3 separate regions of the Mus musculus genome follow, and regions 2 and 3 are each linked to region 1. The links are chromatin loops, found by intact Hi-C in ENCODE. Cell type or tissue: heart. All regions are shown on one strand.

The links. A loop is a pair of places that touch in the nucleus more often than their neighbours do. Peaks named below come from ENCODE experiments on the same cell type or tissue, not always from the same donor. Only the 100,000 strongest peaks of a DNase experiment are listed, where the experiment ranks them.
Region 2: a loop joins it to region 1, with 4 times the contacts of the local background. A loop is called at or near these places in 19 of 42 quality-filtered maps.
Region 3: a loop joins it to region 1, with 2.1 times the contacts of the local background. A loop is called at or near these places in 2 of 42 quality-filtered maps.

What each region holds. Positions count from the first base shown.
Region 1 is chr2:27,760,948-27,768,947 of GRCm38, forward strand. It overlaps Rxra (retinoid X receptor alpha), which reads left to right. Exons shown (of 10, transcript NM_011305.3): 10 at 1-2,372. Among named protein-coding and RNA genes, the nearest start is that of Gm39777, 73 kb to the right of the region's middle. In heart, a CTCF peak has its summit at 4,189 (motif pointing left); DNase peaks (open chromatin) are centred at 1,754, 2,173, 3,604, 4,164 and 2 weaker places; H3K27ac peaks cover 950 bases; H3K27me3 peaks cover 2,406 bases.
Region 2 is chr2:27,286,090-27,294,089 of GRCm38, forward strand. Vav2 (vav 2 oncogene) reads right to left here. Exons shown (of 28, transcript NM_009500.2): 9 at 6,581-6,680; 10 at 5,720-5,815; 11 at 5,261-5,329; 12 at 2,517-2,603; 13 at 350-435. Among named protein-coding and RNA genes, the nearest start is that of Sardh, 43 kb to the left of the region's middle. In heart, a CTCF peak has its summit at 3,066 (motif pointing right); a DNase peak (open chromatin) is centred at 3,172; H3K27ac peaks cover 737 bases.
Region 3 is chr2:27,629,282-27,637,281 of GRCm38, forward strand. No RefSeq gene overlaps it. Among named protein-coding and RNA genes, the nearest start is that of Rxra, 44 kb to the right of the region's middle. In heart, no CTCF peak of the experiment used is centred here; no DNase peak of the experiment used is centred here; H3K4me3 peaks cover 371 bases; H3K27ac peaks cover 1,737 bases.

The DNA.
Region 1 (8,000 bases):
TAGCTGGTCTCCCATGAGGTAGGAGGGAGAAGGTCCTCACAAAACAGACCACCTAGGGGATTGGACCTAGAGGTGGTGGGTGGGAGGGTCCAGTTTCCTGGGCTCTGCGGGGAAGGACACATTGCTTTTCCATCTTTTCAAAATCCTAAACCATAACCGGCAGAGGCACCCATAAAAGATTCCAGAAACATCTTCCCTGTATCCCTTCTCTCCATGTAGTGGCATGGGAGCTGACCGTGGAGACAGCACGGTTCCCAGGACCCGCTGGCTGCCCCTTTCCTAGGCTTTGCTAGAAAATCCGTACAGCCTTTGGGGCTAGTAGCATCAGGCGGAGGAGCGGATTCCCTAGTCCATACCCAGCACCGTGCCTTCTGCAGACCCCCCTCTTCCATTGTTCATGCCAGCCCCATTCCACACTGTACCCTGTCCCTCTGAGCCACAGAGAATGCACAGTGGCTCCAGCAGAGGAAGTCCTGGGGCTGAGCCATGTCTGGGCTTGGCTGGCTGTCAGGCACTGGGGCCTTGGCCGAAAGCCCCACTGGCCCACATAGCCTTACCTGCCACTGCTTGTCACTATAGATTCCCTGGTGAGCTTCCTGCTCCTTTGGCCTCATTGTCACTGTCATGGGGGCAGTGTTGCTTGTTTGCAATGGTGGTGTGGGCGTGGTGTCACTAAGGAGAAAATTGGAGCTTCATTTAACCAGACCTTCAGTCGTGTTACCAATTTGGCTCAATTAAGGTGATTGTAATTATTATTGTTATTATTTTGGTGGAACAATCTTTAATTTTCTAAAGATAGCTCTAACATCAGCTCATTAGCCACCCTGCGCCCATCCCCACCTCAACCTGATTGGATTGTTGCCACCAATGGTCATGTGACTTCCACATTGCAGCTTCTGGGCCATATTCCTCATGTGTGTCACCACCCTGCTTGGAGATTCATCTGGGGCTCCTGTGGCCGAGAAACGAAGATGACCACAGGGCCTGTGGCAGCTGCTGGCCTGTGTCACCCTGAAACAGTCACTGGGGGAATTTGGCCCCCACGCCCTCAATTTTCCAAATTACAGCATCCCCAGGATCCTGGGCAACTTGGTGACAGTGCCAAGAGACACCCAGCCCCCCTCCCCTGGCATCCCAGGATACCTGGCGAAAGCAGGCAACCAATGGCTAGTCATCTGCTGTCCCCGTTGTAGAACTGGGGCTTGTGACCGGGTCTCCATGCACACGTGTATGGTGTGAACACATGTGCTATACAGAGACTGCCCACTGACGACGGGAGATGCGGCACAGTTACTGGTGTTTTGTGTTCTTTTTAATCAAGACTTTCCCATTTTCCTGTACATTTGCTTCTCGTGAGCAAGGACCTGAGGTCCCCTTCTGTGGGGAAGTCGGGCTCTGGGGACTCTCTGGAGGCAGGGGATGCATCTATTTTCAGATGCTTCAGGGCTGGAGTGCCCTGAACTCTAGCCATGCCTTAGCTGGGATGTGCGGCCACCATGGGGAGGAGGCCGCGTCCGCAGGGAGTAAAGATAGAGGAATGTTTAACGCACCGGGAAGGGTAAATGAATCTATTTTTGTACAAATGTAATTTTATCCCTCATGTAAACTGGATGGCATGGTGGGGGACCTATTTTGTTTCTGCTTTGAGTGTCAAAAACTGTTGGGACACCCTGACGCTGAGACAGCAGAGGAGGCGCTTACCAGGCGGCTGAAGGCGTGAGAACAGCACAGACAGACACTTCCTTCGGTGGGAGGGGGGCCGCACGGGCAGGGTTTCCTTCCCCTTCTTGGTGATTTGAACAGCCCTGCTCTGTCCTCGGTGCCTGCCTGCCTGCCTGCCTGCCGGCCTCTGACTGTGAACTGACTCCCCACGGAACTACTCACTGGGACATTGTGGTGCAGACGCCGGGGGGTTGATGAACAGCAGTCTCAGGATTATAGAAAAGAAACAACAACATGAGAGGAGAGACAAATATGAGCGTTTCAAAATATATCTCCATTCGGTTCTCATCTGTCCTGTGTTGGGGAGTCCGATCTGGGGGGTTGCAGACTTCTGGGGCAGTGGGAGTGGGAGGTCCTGTGGTCAGCTCCAGTCCCCAGCTTCCTTGGGAGGGTCTTCTCTTCCATGTCTGCTGTGCTGTGAAGCTCTCCCCTGGGGCCCCTTTGAGGCCTGCACAGAGCCATCCCCAATCTGTGTTGCTACCTGCCCAGCCCTGGCTTTCCTGCACCCAGCTTCTACTTCTGTGCTAGCTAGAGTGGGCAGGAGGTTCACACGGAGGGACTCAGATACGTGATGTCATCTAACTGCCCGATTAATTACAGGTTAACAATGCCCCATCTGTGCCATCTTGTGATAAATGCCCTTTGTCTCCGTGCTGTCTGCAGGTCGGGCTTCATCTGACCCCAAGTTTGGTGACACTGCCCTGTCATCTCACGCCCCTCTCTGCTGATGGGTTCACTCCTGGGAGAAACTGGGTACTAGTCTGAGGCTGGGAGCAATGGGACCCGAGGGGCCTTGTGATGTTGGACAACTGTTTCTAGCTGTGGCCAGCAGCCTGCAGAGCCAGTCTGCTGATTTCCCAGGCTAGGAGCGTTCTGTCACAGTACACTTCATACGTTTCACTGAAATACCCTGTGTATTTCCCCCTTGGCTGCAGAGGGCAACGGGAAGCTGAGCCCAGACTTCATACTGCTGTTCCCACTTCCTCAGGCACAGAGGAAAAAAACAAAACCCCAAAACAAAAAACTTCGGTTCCCTGAAATAGCCTTCCTTCCACAGGTCCCCAGTTAGTGAGACTTTGCAAGGTACAGTTTCTCTTCTTTACTCAGAGGGTCTTTGTCCTGAGCCAGGCCTTCCCCTGGCTAGAGCCAGTGTCAGCCCCAGGTTCAATGTGGACTTTTGGCAGTCCAAAGGTAGGGGACCTGGAGGGTCTCTGAATTGCTGAGCTGTCTACCTGATGCCTCTGCGTGAGTCCAGCCCTCTGCCAGCCCACTTCAGCCCTTTTGTGATTTAATTTTTGTGCCCAAGGCTCAAGCTGGCCCGCTCCTTGGTCTGGAAAGAGGGTCATCTCTGAGGAGTGGCCACTTGGCTTCTGTACTTGGTGCTGACTCACCGTGCGTTACAAGCTAGGTCGGTCCTCTGTTGGTCCTAACCCTTCTACAGAAGTCAGAAAGGACAAGGGACCCTGTGAGAGGCTTCAGGTTAGGGCAGAGAGCAAGGGGACAACAACTGTAGAAAGGACAGTTCTCAGGGCCCTTGGTGCTGGGTTTTAGTGACCCACGGTTAACGGGATGAGAAGGCACTGAGGGAGGCCAGTCTGGGTGGGGTCTCCCTGGGGTGGCACATGGGTCTGATCACCTCCAGGGACATAGGACTGCAGAGTGCTCCACCAGCTGAGTAGACCCAGGCTGCTTGCCGGCATCACTTGGCAACCTGGTCTAAGGCCTCCTTGCTGCCTCTGGTTGCCATGGCAATGCCTGCTCAGGGCAGTCCCTCTGGACCAGAGATGCTGGGCTTGATAAGTTTATCAGCAGTAGAATCAGGCAGCGGCAGGCTGAGCCAGCCTCTAGGCCTGTGTAACCTGAGAGGCCAGGGTGGGGGTAGGGCCTCAGGTCTGGGGACACATGATGTTTGCATGGAATATCACCAAGCCCCCGTTTTCTTTCTCTGGTCTTATGCCCAGTACCAGGAGCCAAGGGGAAGGAAAGAACAGACCTACCCATCAGCAAGCAATAGTGCTAACGTGAGTGTGTGTAGTGGTGGTAGTATAGTGGGCACATCTTGGAGCAAATGGGGCTAGCCTTGTCTCAGGGCCTGAGGACAGCAGTGCCATGCAAGTGCTAATGTGTGTCAGGAAAGTCGGGCAGGTAGGGGGTCAGAGCATTGAGGGAGTCAAGAGAGGTGGCAGCTCAGAGGGGAGTGCATCCTGGCTGACTCCAGAGAGTGAAGCAGACGGTCAGCTGATGCAGAGGCCCTCAGAAATGCCAGGAGAAGCTCTGAGGGCTTGAAGATGAAGGCCCAGCTTGCCAGTACTTGAAGAACCCTGGGGGCAAAGAAGCTACCTGGAGTGCTGTGCTAATATGGATGAAAAGTCTGAGGCTGTGGAGGCTGTCCTGGGTGGCCCAAGATTGACCGCAGCAGCAGCAGTTCTCAAATGTAGGGTAGCACTGCCCCCTGCTGGAGATATTTGCACAAGGCTGATTCCTTCCAGGACCTTCTGGTTCCTCCTAAGGCCTTGTGCTCTGCAATATACTCTATCCCCCCATGATTAGAATACTCCTAGTCCCAAGGCAGACAATTCACCATGCTGACAAGAGCAGGGCTCGGCAGGGTTGTAGCATCTGGAACATTCACCAGGACCTGGGGAATGCGCAAGGTTAGGCTCCTATCACCAGTGCTTGATTGGCAGCAGAGGCAAACCTTGGGTCTATTTCCCCATCTCTGCTAAGGACAGGATCCCCATGCCCAGGGCCCTGATATCAAGAGTCCTGGTCACGTGGGAGAAGATCTTCAGGTACCACTGCTGTAAAGAGGCTCTAATGCTGGCACTGAGGTAGGGCAGTTTGGATTCAGATACCAGCCTTGAGACCCACCTTGAAGACTGGGGCTGAGGGCCCAGGTCCCAGGAAAAGGCACCATCCCTTGCTTACTGGAAGAAGGCAACTCTACTGGCACCAATGCACCCTCAAAGGTGAACAGTGAGTGTCAGAGCTGCCTGAGGAGGTCAAGTAAGAGGAAAGCTTGGAGCTGTGAGGAAACTATAGCTTCTCTCCTTCTCTCCCCCTGCCTCCATCCATCCCTTCTTCCCTCTCTTTTCTCTTCCTGTCTTCCCCTCCCTCCCCTTCCCCCCTCCCCTCTCCCTCTCTATATCCTTGTTATCTCTCCCTCCCTTTTTCTCCCTCTCTCTCCCTCACTCCCTTCTTCCCTCTTTTCCTCCCTCTCCCCCTCTTCCCCTTCCTTCCCTTTCCCCCTCTCCTTTCCCTCTCTCACTCCCTCCATCCCTTCTTCCCTTTCTTTTCCTCCATTTCCCTCTCTTCCCCTGTCCCTCCCTTCTATTTTCCCTTTATCTCTCACTCCCCTTTGCTTTCCTCCCTCTCTCCTTCCTTCCCTCTATCTCCCTCCCTCTGTCCCTTGTGTCTCTTTTCTCTCCCTCTCTTCCCCCTCCTTCCCCTCTTCTTCTTTCTCCCTCCCTTCTGGCCCTCCTTTTATCTCTCACCCCTGTCCTTCCCCCTCTTTTTTCCTCTCTCCCTTCTTTCATCCATTTATGCAATGTTCTTGCCACCTTCTGCTCATCTATCTTTCTGTTTATCCAAATGCTCGCCCACTGTCTACCCAGCTGTTCTTCTACTCTTCCATATGTTCACTCAACCATCCATACATCTGTCCATCCATCTTTCCATCTATTGGCTCTCTGTCTGGACATTTCCTAGGCTCGGGTCCCATCCTGAGGGGGCTTTATCTGTCCCTCCTGGACAGGAAGGCATCATCGACCGGAATCCCTAAGACTCTAGGTTGCTTTCCTCCTGGCCTTGTCACCATTAAGTGGTGTGACTGATGCTGTCAGACCCACAATAAGAAACCAGCTCCAATGTCCTAGGTGCTGAAAGATGAGGGAGCCCTGTCCTCTGGAGCAGATGGCTGGAGCATCACTTTCTATCTGTCTTCCTATTGTCAGCAGCTGTCAGTGTGTGGTCCAGCTTGTGTAGGGGGCAGTAGTACCCCATGCCCTGGTGTGAGAGTCAGGAAGCCAGGTCTGGGACTCAAGCCCAGCTCATGAAAGCAGACAATATTGTTTCCCTGGCTTCAGACTCCCACCTGTGGGTGCTGTCAGACCTGGCACAGTTACTGTATCCTATGGGACACAATCACAAGGATAGTTATCCAAGAGCTCAGACTAGAAATTGTCCAAGAGAAAGGATCACTATGGGTCAGCTGGCAGCTGGCAGCTGGCAGGCCTCTGCTCCCAGGCCGGTGCTCTGGATGAAATCAGGCGTAGGCCAGCCTTGGTGGACCTCACAGCTCTGGGGATGGAGCTACACACTCAGAGCCCACAGCCCAAGGCTGGGTCTGTTCAGAGTCAAACATGGAGATGGACGGAAGGAGTGCAGGAGGCTTCAGGATAGGCAAGACGCACAGCTGCAGTAGCCACTGTCCTGATGCTGCAGGCCTTGGTGTGTGTGTGTGTGTGTGTGTGTGTGTGTGTGTGTGTGTGTGTGTGTAGGTGTGTGTGTTACACACTCTAAATTCCCAAGATGCACTTGAGGATTCAGAAAGAAGAGAGGCTGTTGCCACCAGAGGCTTCCAGTAGTCCCACTGGATGATGTAGGCCTGAGGCAAACAGGTTTTGAGGGCTGAAGATGGTCCAGCAGTCACCATCCATGCCATGCACCCTGCAGGCTTGAAAACTTATATCTACCACAAACCTTGCCAGGGAACACTGATAACACCTTTCCCTAATAACTCTAAGCTAGAAGTGACAAAGATGTCCTTTGATGACACTCCCCCCCCCCCCCGTACCATGCCATGCTGCTCAGCAATAAATGGGCGGGGTTAGGGGCACCCTAAACATACATGGAAACATCCTAAATGCTTCACACGATGGGAAGATCAAGGAGAGCCCTTCTTTGAGTGTTCTTGGGGGCTCCGCTGAGAGGAAGGCAGAGTTGGTGAAAGCCAGGGTTCTTTTGTAGAGCAGTAAAGTTATTCTGGGCTATCCAGGGTCAGTGGGCTCTTGTCAGCACCTCAGAGGCTTTTGGCATCATGAGGCAACCCACTGCACACAGGAGGTGAGGGTCTTCCAGGGTGGAGGTGGAGGGAGGACATGGTTAGCCTGTGTCATAGGAGTGAGCCTTCTGAAGGGCAAGACAGCTGCCTGGTGGCTTGGCAGAGGGGAGGGTGAACCAGCGGAGGTCAAGAGGGTCATGCCAGAATAATGCAGTAATTGGATTGTAGCTAGAAGTTTGAAATCCACAAGGCTGTGCTCATGTAAATAAATGATTGAATAAATAAACAAAGAGAAGGAAAGAGGAAGGGAAATTCCAAACAAACTTTGCCGCCCTCAGCAGATATTGAGTGGAAGCTTCCGTTTGTGCCTGAGCGTGGGGCCTGCACGGTGACTTCCCCGGAGGCTCGTGTGAGGCTCTCACTAAGAGTCCCAGAAGTCTGAAGCAGCAGTCCCAGTACAAGCTGGGCATGGTGGAAGACTCCTGTAATTCCTTCACTCAGGAGGCCAAGGCAGGAGCACCACATCCCAGTTTTGAGGCCTGGCTGAGCTATACATACCAAGAGCCTTTCTTTAAAAAAACAAAACAAAACAACAATAACAATAACAACAACAACAACAACAAATCAGCCCAAGGCTCTCTCTGCCTAGGCCCCAGTAGAACCAGATAGGCAGCACTATACTTCTGACAGACGGAGGCAGAGCAGAAACTGACCAGGAGGAATGCATCAGATGAACCCCACATGGGGCCCTCTAGGCAGCTTAAGGTCTTTAAAAGAGATGTTCTGAGAAACCCAAAGAGATATGGTGAGTAAATGTGACATGATCACAAACTGTCAGTACTACCTCAGTTAAGGGATGTGTTAAAGATGAGACAGAGGGGAGAGCCTGAGGCAGGAGGAGGAGGGATGGGAGGATGAAGGGAGGAGAGAGGGAGGAAGGAAGGGGCCTGGAGGGAGGGAGACACTAGGAACGTGCAGAATCTCTGTTGACAGCAAGTCTTCAGCAAACCTAAAACCATTCTTAGGTTTAAAAATGTATTATGGGGTGTGGTCATTATACAATACCTACTTCAGGTCCTGTTGGAGCCACCAGGAACTAGGCCAGGCGGTTTTTGTTTAGTGTTTACTAGCATATATTAATTCTACATAATAAATACTAGGTTACAGCCAAGTGTGGTGGCACACACTTTTAATCCTAGTAGTCGGGAGGCAGAAGCAGGCAGATCTCTGTGGGTCTAAAGCCAGCCTGTCTACATGGTAATTTTAGAGAAATTGC
Region 2 (8,000 bases), 470 kb before region 1:
CCAAGTCTGTTGTGACGTTTCCTAGACGGCTGACTTGTCCTGACTCCGCCCACACCTGCCTATCTACTCCCACTGGGCAAGGAGCTCCCCAGAGGCCAGACCTCTCTGTGTCCCAGCTTCGACTCCCAGGCCAGCTCACAGCCCACCACAGGCAGGGCAGTGCCCTTTTGTGGCTATTGCTGTGTGACAGACACAGAGGAATTGTGGAGAGAGGAAAGGAAGTGATTTAAACAGCTGCATGGCGCCTGCCTTGCTGTCCTTCTTCCCACAGGAGGGTCTGTCTCAGGCCTCCTAGGAGTGGGGTCCCCAGGCTAAAGGGGGATGGGGTGCCGAACATCACCCCACTCACCTGTCTTGCTTGGTGTGGTTGACTATGGACCGGACTTTAAGCTCCCCGTCAATCTTTGGCCTCCCAAATTCCTCCAGCTTCACTTGCTGGAAAGGCAAGGACTGTTAGTCCAAGGGTGGACAACCTCTGCATTGCTAGACAGGGAGAAAAGTAGGCATGCCCAGGGCAGGACAGAAAGACCCAGGTGTGATCTAGGAAAATGTGCCTACGGTGACTGGGTAGCCCATGAATGAGCCAAGCCTGTCCCCTCTCAGGGGGCCACAATGGGGACTCCCTTGAGCCCTGGGAACAAAGGGCAATTGATGGTCTGGTCATGCTCACAGGCGGCCCTTGTGTGGAACCCGGAGCTGTAGGAAAAGCCAGAGGTCCAGCCCTAAGAGAGCAAATAAAGCAAGCAAGCAGCACCACTGGACTGAGCGGCAACCACAGGCGGGGTCCAGCCGGGTTCATCCTCCACAGAAAGCAATCTATGCCCAGCCCCGCCACCACTGGCCATCAAGTCTCCATTTCCGCTTCTGCTTGGACTGTGCCTCTCTGTTCTGTTTAATACAGAGAGATCTGCCTTTCCACTGTCCTCTGTATCCTCTTCAAGGGACAAGTCTATTCAGGAGAAGGCAGAGGTCGGGTTCCAGGGGAAGTGGCTATGCCTGTGGGTGGTCACATGGGCCTGGAGGCCTGGTCCCTGTACTCTGTGAAAACTCCTAGGTCTGACTTCAGTATGACAGAGGCTGGCCTTGGCCTGACACAGAGCATGATTCACATCTGCTCGGGGACTCTGCTATGCCCCTTTGTCCCCATCACACAGGACATATAAATCCAGGTGCCTTCTCCTAGAGACAGCACCAAGACTGCATGCAGCTTGGCTGTCATATACCAGAAACACCGAGATCCATGGATCACCGTTCTTTGTGAGATAGGGCCTGGAGTATCCCACACTGGCCTGGATGCTGTGTGGCCAAAGACAACGCTGATCCTCCTGCCTCCGCCTTCCTCCTCCCCTGCCCCCGATGCTGGATTACAGTTAGTGCCCCTGAGTCCAGTTTACTCAGGGCCCTGTGCATGAAAGGCAAGCACTCTGCCAACTAAACCACACTCACATCCCATTCCTTGTCATTTAAAGAGCAAACATGACTCACAACACCAAAGCAAACTCCCCTGTGTTCAAAAGCAGTGTGTTAACTGTGCAGTGATCAGAAAGCAGGGATGACTGGCAAATGGTCTGAACCCCACAAATGTTCATGCTTCAGGTCACACTCATGACACATAAGAATGGGCTGGAGAGATGGCCCAGCGGTTAAGAGGCTCTGAGTTTGATTCCCAGCAACCACATGGTGGCTCACAACCATCTGTCCCGGGTCTGACGCCCTCTTCTGGCGTGCAAGCACACATGTAGACAGAGCACTCATCAGACACTGCTTGGCAGTTCTCCTTGCCCTCTGATGAGCCAGCCAGCTCTGTAGAGGGTTCCTCTGGAGATGAAGATGGGTATGCCAGCCTAGATATCGGGCTTCCAGGTTTCTACTTCGCCAAGCTCTCCAGGAAAATCTCCAAGAAGAGGGGATGTTTGAGCGGGGAAAAAAATCAATGGTTCAATATCAAAATGACTCTGGGAATCAGACGGCATTTGGAGGAGCAGTCATCACTTGGGGTTGAGGGCGCTATTAGCATCCGATGGGTGGGGGCAAGGGCGTGCTTAAGGTCTCCTATTGCAGAACACCCCAACACAGAGAGACCTAGACCCAACATGGGGCCAAGCAGGGCTGAGTCCAGGAACAGCTCATCTCTTCTCCCCGGAGTATGCCTGAGAGAGGGCCAACCCTGACTGACAGCCCCCAGTCTGATTCCTAGACAAGGGGCAAGCTGAGGGCCAGCTCTCAGGTTGAGATGACCGTGGCCCCACCCCCAAGCCGAACCCTGCCCACTGCCCACCCTGAGGACAGGGAAACAGGAGGGCCACAGAGCAGACGAAGCGTCCTGCCTCTGGTCGCCACAGCCTGGGGTTCAGGCTGGGAAGGGAGAAAGAGAGCCAGGCTGTCAATAGGACATCCATCTCCTGAGCCCTACACGTGGATGACCTCATCCGCACAGTAGGTAGAACTGGATGAAGGCTGATACTGCCCGACCTCCCTCCTACTCCCGGCAGGCTTCGCAGGCAGCCACGGCTTACCAGGTTTTCTATGGAGCACTGGAACTCGCTAATCTTCTTCAAGGTCTCCTTGTCCCGCTTCACTTCATTGATGTACATGGCCAAGTCCTGGAAATCAAGACAGGATCAGGGCACTGAGTCACACACGGGGTGACCTCCCAGCCCCTTCCTAGCCCAGCTGGTCATTCCACACTCTTCCTCCATCTTGCCTGGGGCCACTCCAACTCTGGGCTATGGGAGTAAAAACCACCACACACAGGGAACCAGGAAGGAATAAGGTGAAGAACACAACATTTGAACCCAGAGTACACACTATGCTGAAGAGGGTGCTGGGAACCCCCAAATCCAGGTTCCCCTCACTCAGAAGGCCTTCTGTGTCAGAATGGAGATGCAGCCCAGCATGGATAAGCCACAGTGGGTCACACACAGCCACTGTTTAGACCTTTCTGCTCTCACGAAGCCCCTGTCCCACCTTCCCTGAAGAGCCTGGGTATTCTGTAAGTGGCTGGGGGAGATGGAGTGGGGGGAAGGTATGAGCCCTACATAGTACTGCAATCCTCTAGTCAGTCACCAGGGGGCAGTGCTCACTTTGCTTCAGAAAGTTTGAAATGGTCTGGAAGCAATGCCCAGGGGCGGCTGGGACAGAACAGCAGGGATCCTACCCAGAAAGCAGAGCAGAGAGGAAATCCCCGGCACACAAAAGCCAGACCCACATCCTGGAGCCAGTTCCTACCTCCCTTATGGCCTCTCTTGCTTCTGGGATCACTTCAAGGGCCAGCCTACAAACCTTGCTACTGGCAGCTCCCTACCAGAAGCCACAGTTTATAAAGGGTGGGTTTTGTTCTAAATCAACAGCAGCGACAGATCTGAGCGTGTGTGGCCCTGTGCACCCTGGCAGGAGTCACAGAAGTGCACGTCTGGGAAGGAGATTCCCACAGAGACAGTAGAGCTCCGGAGGCAAAGCAGCCAGCTAACAGAGTTGCATGGAGTGTGTACTGCAACCCTGAGGAAAGCTTAGCTCCAGGGCAGTGACAGCCCAGACACTGGCTGGATGAATGGTTTTCTGCTTTGCATTGGGGACATTAAAGGCTTTTAGATTCCCTGCTGTATTAGTTTTCACTGAGGGCACTTCAGTTAGAGAACTGCATTGATCACACGGTCTTGTGTGGCCATGTCTGAGAGATTGTCCTGACTGACGATGGAGGAGAGAGGGAACTGCCCACTGGAGGTGGCGCCAATCCTAGGCTATAGAAGAGAGCTAGCTAAGCGCTCCAGAAAGTGAGACAGTAAGCAGCCTTCTTCCATGGTTTCTGCCTTGAATTCTTTCCCTGATTTCCCTTCATGACAGACTGTGACCTGGGAATATAATCTAAAATAAAACTTTTCCTCCCCTAAGTTGCTTTTGATCGTGGTTGTTCATCACAGTAACAGAAAGCAAACCAGGCCGCCTTCTAAACTTTGCAGTTTGAAGAGCCTCCCGTGAAAAGAAGAACACAGAGTCACAAACCCTCTTTGGAATGTCAGGAGCTATATAACCTCAGGGTACTTTGCCACAAAGGGACCCGAAGCCACACACTGGCCAGGCTTGGGTTCAGGGTACACCTGCAGTATGAGTCACATGCTCCAGGAATGGCTGACACTGAATTGTGTCTGCAGTGGGAAGATGTGGTGGTCCCTCTGCTGCGGTGACCTCAGTTCCCCAGGGGCGCCAGCCAGAGGTCCCCATGTCAGCCATGGCACCCACATTTAAGTCCATTCAAAACTGATGCAAACTTTTCCAGCTGCATGAAGTCTGCTCTCAGAGAGCAGGTAGCTTTGAGAGCCAGCGTCCTCCCCCTGATCCTGTGTGGGAGTTAGACTGCAGCACCTTCCTCTTCAAACAAGGTGTGTCTTGGGAAAAGAAGGGGACCATGGACCAGAGGACTCAGGGGTCAGGGGTCAGAAGTCAAGGCTGGAACTCACTGCTTCTATAACACTGCAATGCCAAAGGGACCTAGCCTGTGTCAGGCATTTCACCTTGTCTAAGACAGGTGTCTATGAGAGGCACAGGTATGACTGTGGGGTAGCCTGACAGTCCCTTGGCTAAGGAGTCTGGAAGGTGACTTTCTTGGACTGTGTCAAGTTCATGGCAAAGACAAGATGAGTGGGATGCAGGCAGATTAAGTGAGGAAGAGGACATGTCCTGAGCACACCTTGGGGTGGGAAAGAATAGAGCATGCCCAGGAATCTGAGCATGGCCAGGCTTCCCCGGAATCTGAGGCGTTCCTGTTACACACATCTTCAATGACCCTGGCCTGATTCAGAGAACAGCAGAAGCCACAAAGGTTTCTGAGCAGAACACAGACGAGCTTCTGAGGGCAGTGGACGGCCATACATGAGGCATAGAATGGCTGGGCAGGGGCCTTCAAAGCCAGCACGTGAAAAGGGACCTTCCAGTGAGTGACAGGGCATGGGCATGGGACAGACCTTCATCAGCAGATGCCCAGGAGGAAAAGAGGTACCCCAGGATAGAGCTGGCACCCAAAAACCATTGATGACCCCAGTGGACACTTGAAAATACAGTGTGGGGACAGGGCAACTGCAGGCAAGTGAAGTTGGGGACTTTGGACACATGGTGCAAGCAGCCTAGCCTGCTGCTCCTTCCACCATCATGTAAGTCTAAGCCCAACCGCAGTGTCCTGTCAGTGTTACCAAGGAGCTCAGTCTGGATCCAGGAGTGTGTGCACACTGGTCTGGGGACTCCCCGCTCTGCCTCTCTTACTTACCTGCATGGCTTCCAGGGCTTCTTTGAGCTGTTGTCTTTCTGGTCGGTCTGCAGAATGGCTCAGGAGCTCCTAGGGGAGTGAGAGGGAAGCTAGGGTGAGCCCTCAAGGTCTCAGGACAAAGCCACCCACCAGCTCAAGTGCAAGTCCATCTGTCCAACTCCAACACACATGGGATCCCTTACATAGTAGACAACTGTGCAAGGCCTCAGTGATGAAGCAGTCAAGCATAGCAGCTCTCCTCTCCTCTTCCTGGTCCGTGGGTGCTGTCCTGTCTCTTCCCACTTTCCTAATGGTCTTAACTTATTCATAATTTTCCTTCCAGATGCCAGGATACCCCTTCATGGTATGTACTGAACATGGGCTCATTCATCAGTGTGTGCCACCCTGCCTGTGGGTCCAAGCCCATGCCATCAGAGCCCAGTGTGACAGAGGGCATGATGAGCAGGCTGCTAGCCTCACCTTGAGCAGCAGGTGGTACTTCAGCACCCGTTGCATGGGCACCACCAGCAGGTCTTGCAGCTTGAACTTGCCATCCTGAACCCTGAGTGTGCACTCCTGGAGAGAGAGAAGCGAGTGGATAAAGGGTATTACTCTTCTGGGAGAACTCATGCCCCACTGCCAGCCACACAGAGAAAGAGACCTCAGAGCTGGATCCTCGGTCTTCTAGATTATGCATGAAGTTGGTGTCACCACCCCTCACATCCCAGAACATGATGGGACCCTGGGATCTGAGGCACCACATTGCACAACAGTGCCTGAGGGGGCTGGGCCTTGCAGAACATGGCCCATGGATCTGCCATGTGCTCCCTGAGAGGCCAAGTGGGGAGGGGGCTCATACAAGGCTGTGAGGATAGCTAGGATCCCCTGCGGTTCAGGGACAGTAGAAACAAGCATTACATGCTACCAGCACTTAAGCTGGAGCGCTGAGACAGAGCTTTCCTAACCACACAGGAAAGGGCACTCACTCCTGGACCCAGAGGTGAGGAAGAGCCAGGAAGGCGCTCAAGCACAAGCTGACAGAGGTAGGCAAACCTAGGCAAGGGAAGGAGGCCCAGTGTATCATGAAAGTCACCTAGGCCTGCTAAGGTCTGATAGGACCTCAGCAGAGTTTAAGGTCAAGTGTCACTTACTGTGATGGATTTGTCCAGGCCTCCACAGCCCCTAAGTCTTAGGCTGTGTTGGGACAAGTATTCTGGCAATCGCCCAACAAAATAGGGGAATAGCCACAAAACCAAAGACCGGTATTGAGGGAAGTTGGTTTGTCCCTTAGGTCTCAGCTAGCCAGCTGCACCAAGTCAGGGTACCAGGATGCTTTGTTACCTCCACTTTCTGCCTGAAGTCCTCTCGGCTGGCGAGGAGCTGGTTCAGTGTACTCTGAGCGTGTTCCATGTGGCTACAGTACTCTCCATAGATCAGGAGCCTAAGGAGGGACAGCAACGTGTACACAGAGCCAACCAAGTAAGACATTTACAGTTGCTATGAGCTGTGCTACAGTGCACAGGCAATGTGGACATGCATGCACCCATGCATCTCTAAGATGCATGCAGCTACTGTCCTGACTCCTTCTCAGGCAAGCTGGAGAGCCTCAGGGTCACTGCCCAAATGGCTCCCCTCCCCCAGCCCCCTTTCTGCTTTCCTACCTGTTACATGACCGTGTTGGGAGGAGGGCTCCCGAAACATCAGCAAAGGAGGGTTACCAAGTTCCCCCAGCCAAGAAGGCACCTCCTACAGGCTACCTCAAGTCGCCATCCATGGCTCTACCTCTGTTCAGGAGAGGAATGCCTGAGAGAAGGTCCTGCCTAAGGGGCTCTCTGCTTGCCTCCAAAGACCTAGCATGGGGACTATTCATGGCTCAGGCTCATCCTAGGGCCACACAAATTGGGGGTAGTCTCTGGTGCTTCTTCAGGGGTGTCAGTGGCCACATCCAGAGATATGCAAGGCCCGTGCCCAGCCAGAAGCAACAGGGTTCCAACTGCCCTAGCCAGCCCTACTTAGTTAGCTTCTGTTTTCCTCTCCTCCCTCCTCGCCAGAGCCCATGGTCACCATCTCTCTTTTGCCATTCAGAATATTTTTTTGGTATCGTACCCTGTCCTCTTTGTCATCACCTGGTTCCATGTGCTGTTCCCAGGGGATGTCATGTCTTCAGGTCAGAATATCTGCACTCTCAGGACAAGAGGGCAGCTAGCCTACAACTCCCTCCCTCAATTTCCCTGAACACAATGAGGCCCTGTAAGAGGAGACAGCACCATAGGACAATATTACCAAGGACAAACAGGATGGCAGCCACACATCACTAGACTACTGCTCTCTCAGTGACAGTGTTTAGGGTCCACTCTGAGTAGTCATCCGAGGTTACTGAAGCCCCAGTGAAGTGCCCGAGACAGCAGCTGACTGAGTGTCAGCCTGGTGAGGAGCTGACTGGGAGGCTGGGCTTATCCTGAGTGTCCCAACCCCACCTTACCCCACTCATATGTAGCAGGGAGTCCATGAGAAGGGCCTCCCCAGTCAGCAGACCCTGCCCACTGGGACCCTTACGCCTCTTAAGCCACAGACGCAGGGCTGAGGCAGGTGGCTGGAGTCTCGCATGAGCCACTCTGGAGGAAGCGTTTGCTATAATTGCTGGGACGGGGTGGGCTTTGTTCCCTCTGCTTCCTTAGAAGAGAGCTCTGAACTGCTGCTGCCACCATGCCTTTGTCCCACCATTACAGTGGTTTGAAAAGGAAGCACCGCCCCCCCCAAA
Region 3 (8,000 bases), 130 kb before region 1:
GCCTGGTAATGTGTTTCTTCCCAGATGTGAGCCACCCTGTCAGTCTCACAGGACATTCCCTCCTTTGTTCCAGGATCTTCCTCTCCCTTGGTGTCCATTCCTCTGGGGCAGATAGCTTTTAAGCTCTCCAACTGACATCAGGCTAGACAAATGCCAGGGGCTTCCCTGCCCTGTGCTATGGCCCCTAGGAAGATATCAGGGGCCCATCTCCTCCTCAGAAGCTGAGATGTACAGCCCCCCTAGGCAGGCTGTGGGATGTCTCATGTTGTGTATGTGTATGCTTGTATATATGGGCATGAGTGCAAAGGTCACATGACATCTTGTAAGAGTCAATTCTCTCCCTCCATCCCATGGTCTCTGGGATGGACTTAACTCAGGTGGTCGGGCTTGGTGGTAAACACTTGTACCCATTCCATGACGCTGGTTCTTATAGTGCACCATATGTACAGCCAGAGGTCAGCCTCAGACAATGTGAATAATGGTTCAGGGAACTTTGAGGCATGCTGGTCCTGGTCTAATAATGGTGGTGGAGAATGGGCAGAGATGGCAGCCAGCCTCTTGATGACTCTGTCCTTCAGACAGCAACAGGGACAGAGTTTTGGGCCAGGGTCTAATGAGGCTATGGGTAGAAGAACAGGAAGTAAGGGAGGCTGGTGGTCCTACAGTGTGGGGCACCAGGCTCTTCACTGCATCCAGGTGGGAACAGCACCTCTAGTACTGAGGCCATGTGGAGTTGAGACCTTGGTGATCCAGTGCGACCCCGAGCTTGGTGTAGCCTCGGATCCAGGAATCCAGGAGAGGTCAGAGTCAGCACAGTTTGCTTAGGACTGGAGGGGCAGGAAGAGGCCAATGGGCTAGGCCAGCCACAGTCTCAACCCTGCCCTGCCCTAGACTGAGAGCACAGGTCCCATAGGTCCCCCCTACGTATACATGCATTTATTGTGTGTGTGTGCACATATGGCACAGTGAATGTGTGGAGGTCAGAAGATTGCTTATGAACGTTGGTTCTCTCCTTCACCATGTGGGTCCCGGAGACTGGACTCAGTTCACCTCAGTAGGTGAAAAGACTGTACCCACTGAGCATCCTCATTGCTGTGAAGCGATTCCATGACCAAGGCCACTCTTATAATAAAGGCAAACATTTAATCGGGGCTGGCTTACAGTCTCAGAGGTTCAGTCCATTATCACCGTGGTGGGAAGCATGGCAGCGTGCAGGCAGACATTGTGCTGGAGAAGGAGCTGAGAGTTCTACATCTTGAGCTGAAGACAGCCAGAAGGAGGCAATCTTCCACACTGGGTGGAACCTAATCCCAGGGGACCCCAAAGCCCACCTCCACAGTGACACACTTCCTCTAATAAGACCATACCTCCTAATAGTGCCACTTCCTTCGGGCCAAGCATTTACACACATGAATCTATGAGGGCCAAACCTGTTCAAACCTCCACACCCTCTATCTTTGTTGTTTGTTTTGAGTTAGGCTCACACTGTGTAGTTTTGGCTGGCCTTGAACTAGGTATGTAGTCCAGACTAATCTCCAAGTCATAGGATCTGCCTACCTCTACAGGGATTAAAGGTGTGGTTTTAAAAACAGAAACTTAATTGATTTACTCCTAGTTTTTATGTTACATTCATTACATGTAGGGTAAATCAGTTGTTGCTAAGGATGTGGCACATGCACTTACAGCCTGTGTGACCATAGGCAGCTTACCAATGTCTCTGAGCTTAACTCCTTACTTGTGAAGAGGAAATTTCTAACTCAGCTGAATTGGATTCCAGCTCAGGGTGAGGGTGAGTTGAGGGGGCGTGGCTGGGTTGCAAGTTCCCACACATTCAGAGGCTTAAAAGAACACATCACTGGGGTGTGGTGGCTCATACCTATAATCCTACCATTTGAAAAGCTGAGGCAGGAGATTGCTGTCAATTGGAAGCCAGCCTGAGTTAGATAGTTCCAGGCCAGTTTAGGCCACCGAGTATGACTGCATCTCTATAAAGAAAACAAAAATAAACAAAACAACTGTACCACTTCAGTTCTGGAAGTCTCTGGTTCAGTCAGAGTCTCATCAGGTGTCCTCAGGGGTGTTGGTTGGGCTGGGCTCTCACCTGGATGCTCAGGTTGGGAGGGAGCTGCTTCCCAGCACAAGGTGACAAGATGACATCTTTGCTTCAGTGTGACTCAGCGGCCCCTCCTTGTGGGCCTTCTGCCCACAGCTGCGGCTCATGCCAAGGCACCCTTGTTTTGCCCCCCATGGCTCCTTAAATCACTCTGCATGGTGCTCTCATCATAGACTGGCTCCGTGCTAGCTCTTAGAGGCCCTGTGTCCTATCCGCTCACTCCTGCGTGTCTAGAGAGGCCTGTCTGGCTTCTCACAGACTCCCACATCTGGGGGATGGAGTGGGGTGTGCCTTTGGAACCTTGCCCTCTGTGTAGCATCCACAGAACTTTACAGCGGTGATGGATAGAAAATTTCCTCTAGACAGAGATCACACAGACTGTACGGCATGGTGTGAAAGCTAGCAGGGAGAAGAAAGGGATACGTGCACATAAAGTGAAGAGCGGGGTGCCTGGAGCCATGGCAGCAGGTGGGGACAGCCCCCACTTGGTCTGACAGGCCTGTCATCACCAGGAGAGTGGCATTCAAGCTGAGTCCTGAAAGAAGACAAGGTGAGGCTGAGGGTGTGTTCCAAAAGGCAAGAACAATTTGTGCAAAGGCCCTGGGGCAGAAAAGGGTGTCAAGTATGGAAGGAATCCAGAGACTCTCTGGGACTGGGAAGAGTGAGTTGGGAAGGGATTCCAGGTTGGAAGGTCAGCAGGGATACCAACACGTGACTCTCGGGCCCCTACCTTCGTCATAAAATAAATGAATTGAAAAGAGATTTCATAGACATCATTCCCACAGCAGGGCTGTGCAAGCAAGGCCTCCAGGACAGGACCTCTCTTCCAGGGTGGTTTATCTCTGATTAACAGATAAAGTTTCTTTCTAATCCACTGAATTTAAATTAGCACAAAGGAGATTACAAGTAGGCCTGCAATCAGGCAAACTTTTTTTTTTTTTCCTTTTCTTGAGACGGGGTTTCTCTGTGTAGCCATGGCTGTCCTGCCTCTGTAGACCAGGTTAGTCTCAAACTCAGAGATCTGCCTGTCTCAGTGTCCCGAGTGCTAGGATTAAAGGTGTGCATTGCCACTGCCAATCAGGAAAGCATTTGGAAAGAGTCTAGAAACCAGATTCAAAACAGCAGACGCTGTCGTCACTCCTTCCCCATCCTTCCTCTCTTCCTTCTCCCCCCTCCCCCACCCTTTCCTTCTTTCCCCCATTTCCCCACAATTTCCTCCTTGTCTACCCCTTCCTTCCCCTCCTTCTCTTTCCCATGGACTTCGAAGAAGCAACAGCCATCAATTCTATAATCCTAAGGAAGTGGCTTCTCTACGCCACTACGGAGCATGGGAAGGTTCCCTCCCGATGAGCGTCTCCTGCTGAGGATGAAACCACCCTTCAGCCACCCCGGGGGTAATGGGAGACACAAAACTAAGACCAGCCAAGCCATTCATGGACTCCTGACCTGCAGGAAGGGGAAATCAAGCATGGGATTTTTAAGTTTCAGGTTCTGAGCTTATACTGTTATTTCTTGTATGCCATACGCAGACCTCTTTGGGCTGTGTCTCCCTGGACTGCACACTACCACACACGGCTCTGAGCAAAGGCACAAGACAAGCCCACCTGTGTCAAGCCAGCTCTCAACCATTTGTCACTGCTGTGGTTTTATGCATATGGAGATGATGGCTTCAGAGTGGGGGCCACAGGTGGAAATAGCACACTGCTGGTCTCCAGTTCTGTGTGCTTTCTGCTGAACTGGGGTATATATCAAGATAATTTTCAACAATGCATCCCAGACAGCTGCCCATTGGAATCTTGGAATGAAGTGCCCACCTTTGCCAGCCTAATCACTAGTAAGCCATGCTTGTATTGGGCACTGGGAGCAGCTGGACCAAAAGGCTGGGCCTTGGGCGAAACTTGCACGCTAGCAGGAAGAGGACAGAACAGGCCTAGGGCATTTAGAAGAAGCTGACTATAAGGTGGCTGAAGGGAAATGCAGCAAGGAAAGGCTCCTCTGAAAAGGAGTTACCAGGTCTCAGCATATGGAAGAGAGGGCTCAGAGGATATAAAGGTACTGCCAGTCACTACTGGGGGAGGCCAAAGTGATGGGTGGAGATACTGAGAGTGTCATCTATCAGTGGGCACAGAGGCTGGAGAGAGCACAGATGTCCCCACCCTCCCTGGGAAGGCCTCCAGTTGCTCTGGAGTTTCTAAGAGCTTTCTTTATACTGGTTGGACTTCAGGGGAGACCACAAAGTTAAGGAGGGCGAAGGTTACTTGGACCCAGAGTCACCAAGGGACAAGCAGGAACACTTGGCCAAGTACAGTGTGTGGCTCCTGCTTACTGCATGGGGGGAGGGGATAGGACGAGCATCCTCTACTTCCACAGGGAAGGCCTTTGTGGAGGAGTATGGCTCCACTAACTCAGGCCCATAATCCAGGTAGCCCTGTGCTCAATCTACCTTGGCTACATTTTCTTGTATTCTGGGCAGCAGAACAGGGCTCTTGGGGGGCTCTCCAGAGCACTCATGGAGAAGGAGGGGGCTCTCAGCACAGTGGGATCCCATAGAGCCTCTCTCAGAGCTGTCAGGTCATGGGCTAAGGGACCACAGAGTGACTTTAGGGTCCTTAGGCATGTTGTTGACCTTCTCCTGGGCTCAGAAGGCCTCCCAGGTTGTGCCTTGCTGTTCCTACACAGGCCCCTTGACTCTCTCAGAAACCTGACCCCAGGTAGTGGCAGGGGGGAGGGACACAGAGGAACTGGGTTTCATGACTAGAAGAAGTGGCTTTTTATCAGTGTGCCCTCTGGGAGTCTGGGCCCAACCAATGAAATTCTGTCTGTTGACTCAAGGAGGCCTGCAAAGTGGGGCTGATGGCTAATTGAGATTTATGGCTTCCCCTGAGCCTGGCCACCTCTGATCTCTAAACAGTTGGGCTAAGTGCTGCTAAGGAGGACGATGTCTGACTCTGTCCCCTGGCCCCTCTCACTCTGATGTCTGACTCTGTCCCCTGGTCCCTCTCACTCTGTCTCTCATCTCCTTTTCCTTTCCCTGCCTCTCCATCTCCCCACCTGACCAAAGCACCTATTGTGTGGGCAAAGCACCCTGGCAGGCTCAGGCTCAAGGATACAAGGAGCTATGGGAGTGGCCCCGGGTAGCATCCCTTGCTGTTGACTCGGCGGGTTAGGCAGGACCACCAAGGCAGGGTTCTGCCTGGCTCATCTGAGCATCCAGGGTTGGGAAACAGGGCAGTTATCTGTGGTGGACTATCAGTCACATACGGATCCAGCAGGTACTTAAGATGTGTGCTCCCAGCTCTGCTTTGGTTTGCTGAGGATCTGCCCTGTGGACCACCAGGCCCCTGCTCGGGTCAAATGAGAACTTTCACGACCCACTGCCTCAGTGGAAATAAGATGCCCATCTCCAGAGGTGTGAAACGCAGCTGGATGACTTCTGATAGGAGGGGCTTCTGACCAAGGCTGATCCAGATTACAGACCCTCCGATGGCCCCCTGGCAGTCAACTCAACTCTACCAGCCTTCTTGCTCATTCTGCTGATGAGCTAAAGGATAGGTCAGCTTGGTTATTCCTGGGCCATCCGTCAGTCCGGTCCCAAGGAAGGACAGATGCCACCAAGTAGGTCTTCAGCACTTGAGGGTTGAAGGCCTATGATTGGAGTGACTAAACAGACCACTGGGTGGAGGGCAGGCCTGTCTGTTCCCTAGGCTTACAACATACAAGGCCAGGACTCTTAGAGACAGATGGGGATGATGGTGGGCCAGGGTGGGAAGGGAGTAAGATAGGAAAGAAAGGAGGAGGGAAGAGAGGGGAGGGGAGAGAGGAAGGGAGGAAAGAAGGAAGATGGGAAATACAAGCAGACCATTCTAGAAGCACTGGCCATGAGTCAGGAGGATTGCAAATTTGAGGCCATCCTGCTACAAAGTGTTGAAAGAGGGGGAGGGGCACATGTATTCTGGCAACACTAAATCAAATATAAAAAAGGCCCAGGATGTGGGGTGAACCTGAGTGCACCTGCATCAAGCTTAAATGTGCTCCCATGTGTATGTGTGTGTGTGTGTGTGAGAGAGAGAGAGAGAGAGAGAGCGTATGCACGCACACAAGTGCACGTGTATGTGCACGTGTGTGTCCCTGCCCAGCTCACACAATGCATACAATTGCCTCCCAGAAATGAGGATGTTTTTTAGAAAAAGGACGCGCTTTAGAAAAGGAACTCGCTTTTGAATCTCAATCGGCTGTTTCAACAATGTCCGTTTAATTAGCGTGTTTTGAAGGGGAAATGAAGGAAAATTATAACTCATCCGAGAAAATAGCTAGTACGTGCTCAGCTCCCCTGTGGCTTCCCGAGGAGCCGCCCCAGGTCCAGCCACCAGGCCAGAGGAGAGAGGGAGAGACACAGCTGCTGTGCCTTCCCCTCCCAGGACTCCCCCCTCCCCCCCCTGCCTCCACCAACCCATAGCAGGACACAGAGATCGTGGGTAGGTGGGTGTGAGATCTCCCTGTGCAGAACAGCAAGGCACAGGGACACAGAGAGGACAACGACCCTTCCCTATTGGGAGGCAGGAGCAAAGTGGTTAAATGAAAGAGAATACAGGTCATCCTGGGACTGTTTGTATTCTCAATCTGCCATTGTGTATGAGAATTCACCGAGGCTCCATTCTTAACTCATAAAATGGTGGTGATAGGTTTGAAGAGATGTCTCAGCAGGTAAAGATGTCTGCTGCCAAGCCTGACCTCCTGAGTTCCATCTCCTGCATCTACACAGTGGGAAGAGAAAACTGACTCCCACAGGTTGTCCTCTAACCTCTACTTGCATGCCATAGCATGTACATGCGTGCATGCTCGCGCACACACTTGCACATGTACACACATGCACACACATTAAATAAATTGTATATAACAATAGAAATAATAGTGACAGCTATGAGTTAAATAAGATGATAACAAGAAAAGCCTTTGTAGAGCCGGGCATGGTGGCACACGCCTTTAATCCCAGCACTCGGGAGGCAGAGGCAGGTGGATTTCTGAGTTCGAGACCAGCCTGGTCTACAAAGTGAGTTCCAGGACAGCCAGGGCTACACAGAGAAACCCTGTCTCAAAAAACAAAACAAAACAAAAACAAAAACCAAAAACCAAAAAACAAAACAACAACAACAAAAAGCCTTTGTAAAATGTTGGGTCTTAGCCATATCTGGGTATTCCTTGAAGGATCTAGGAAAGATCCACAAAAGGGCTGAGGCCCAGCTAGTTCTAAATTTCATATGCATAGCTCTTGCCTAGGTTCCCTAGGAGCTATGGAACCCTTCAACTCTGGAGGCTCTCCATTGGCTGCCCAAAGCTCTTGTCCTCCCCCCACATGCCTGCTCCTCCAGGGTCAAGGCTGCCCTAGTGGCCCCAGTGGCAAGGCTGGGACAGAGACCCCTGCTATTCTTCATCCTGGCCACATGGCTCCTGAGGTCCCAGCCCTGTCTACACTTTTAGCTCCTGTCTTTGCTCACTGACTTGTGCCTCTGCTGGGGGAGTCTCTACACAGCTAGCAAGGTCCTGTGATGCTGGGCTCTGACCATTCTGGGGCTGGGGAAGTGTGGACCCCCCTCCCTCTCATCCACTGTTCTGACTCAGTTCCTATCTGAGGAATGTGCCTGCAGAGCTCAGTCTCAAGTGAATGTCACTGGAGGAATGTGGTGAGGGAGTGCAGTGCTGAAGTTATCCGGGTCCACAGCAGCTCTTTCTTCTGGAAAGTTCTATCCAGAGAAACAGTGGCTGATCCTTTCTGAATGCTCAGGTGCCATGCTCCTATTCTCAGGCTAAGAGAAATTATGGCCACTGAATTTGGAGTGGAGAAGACTGAGGTACAGCAAGGGGAAGGCAGGGGGATGACACTTTTATT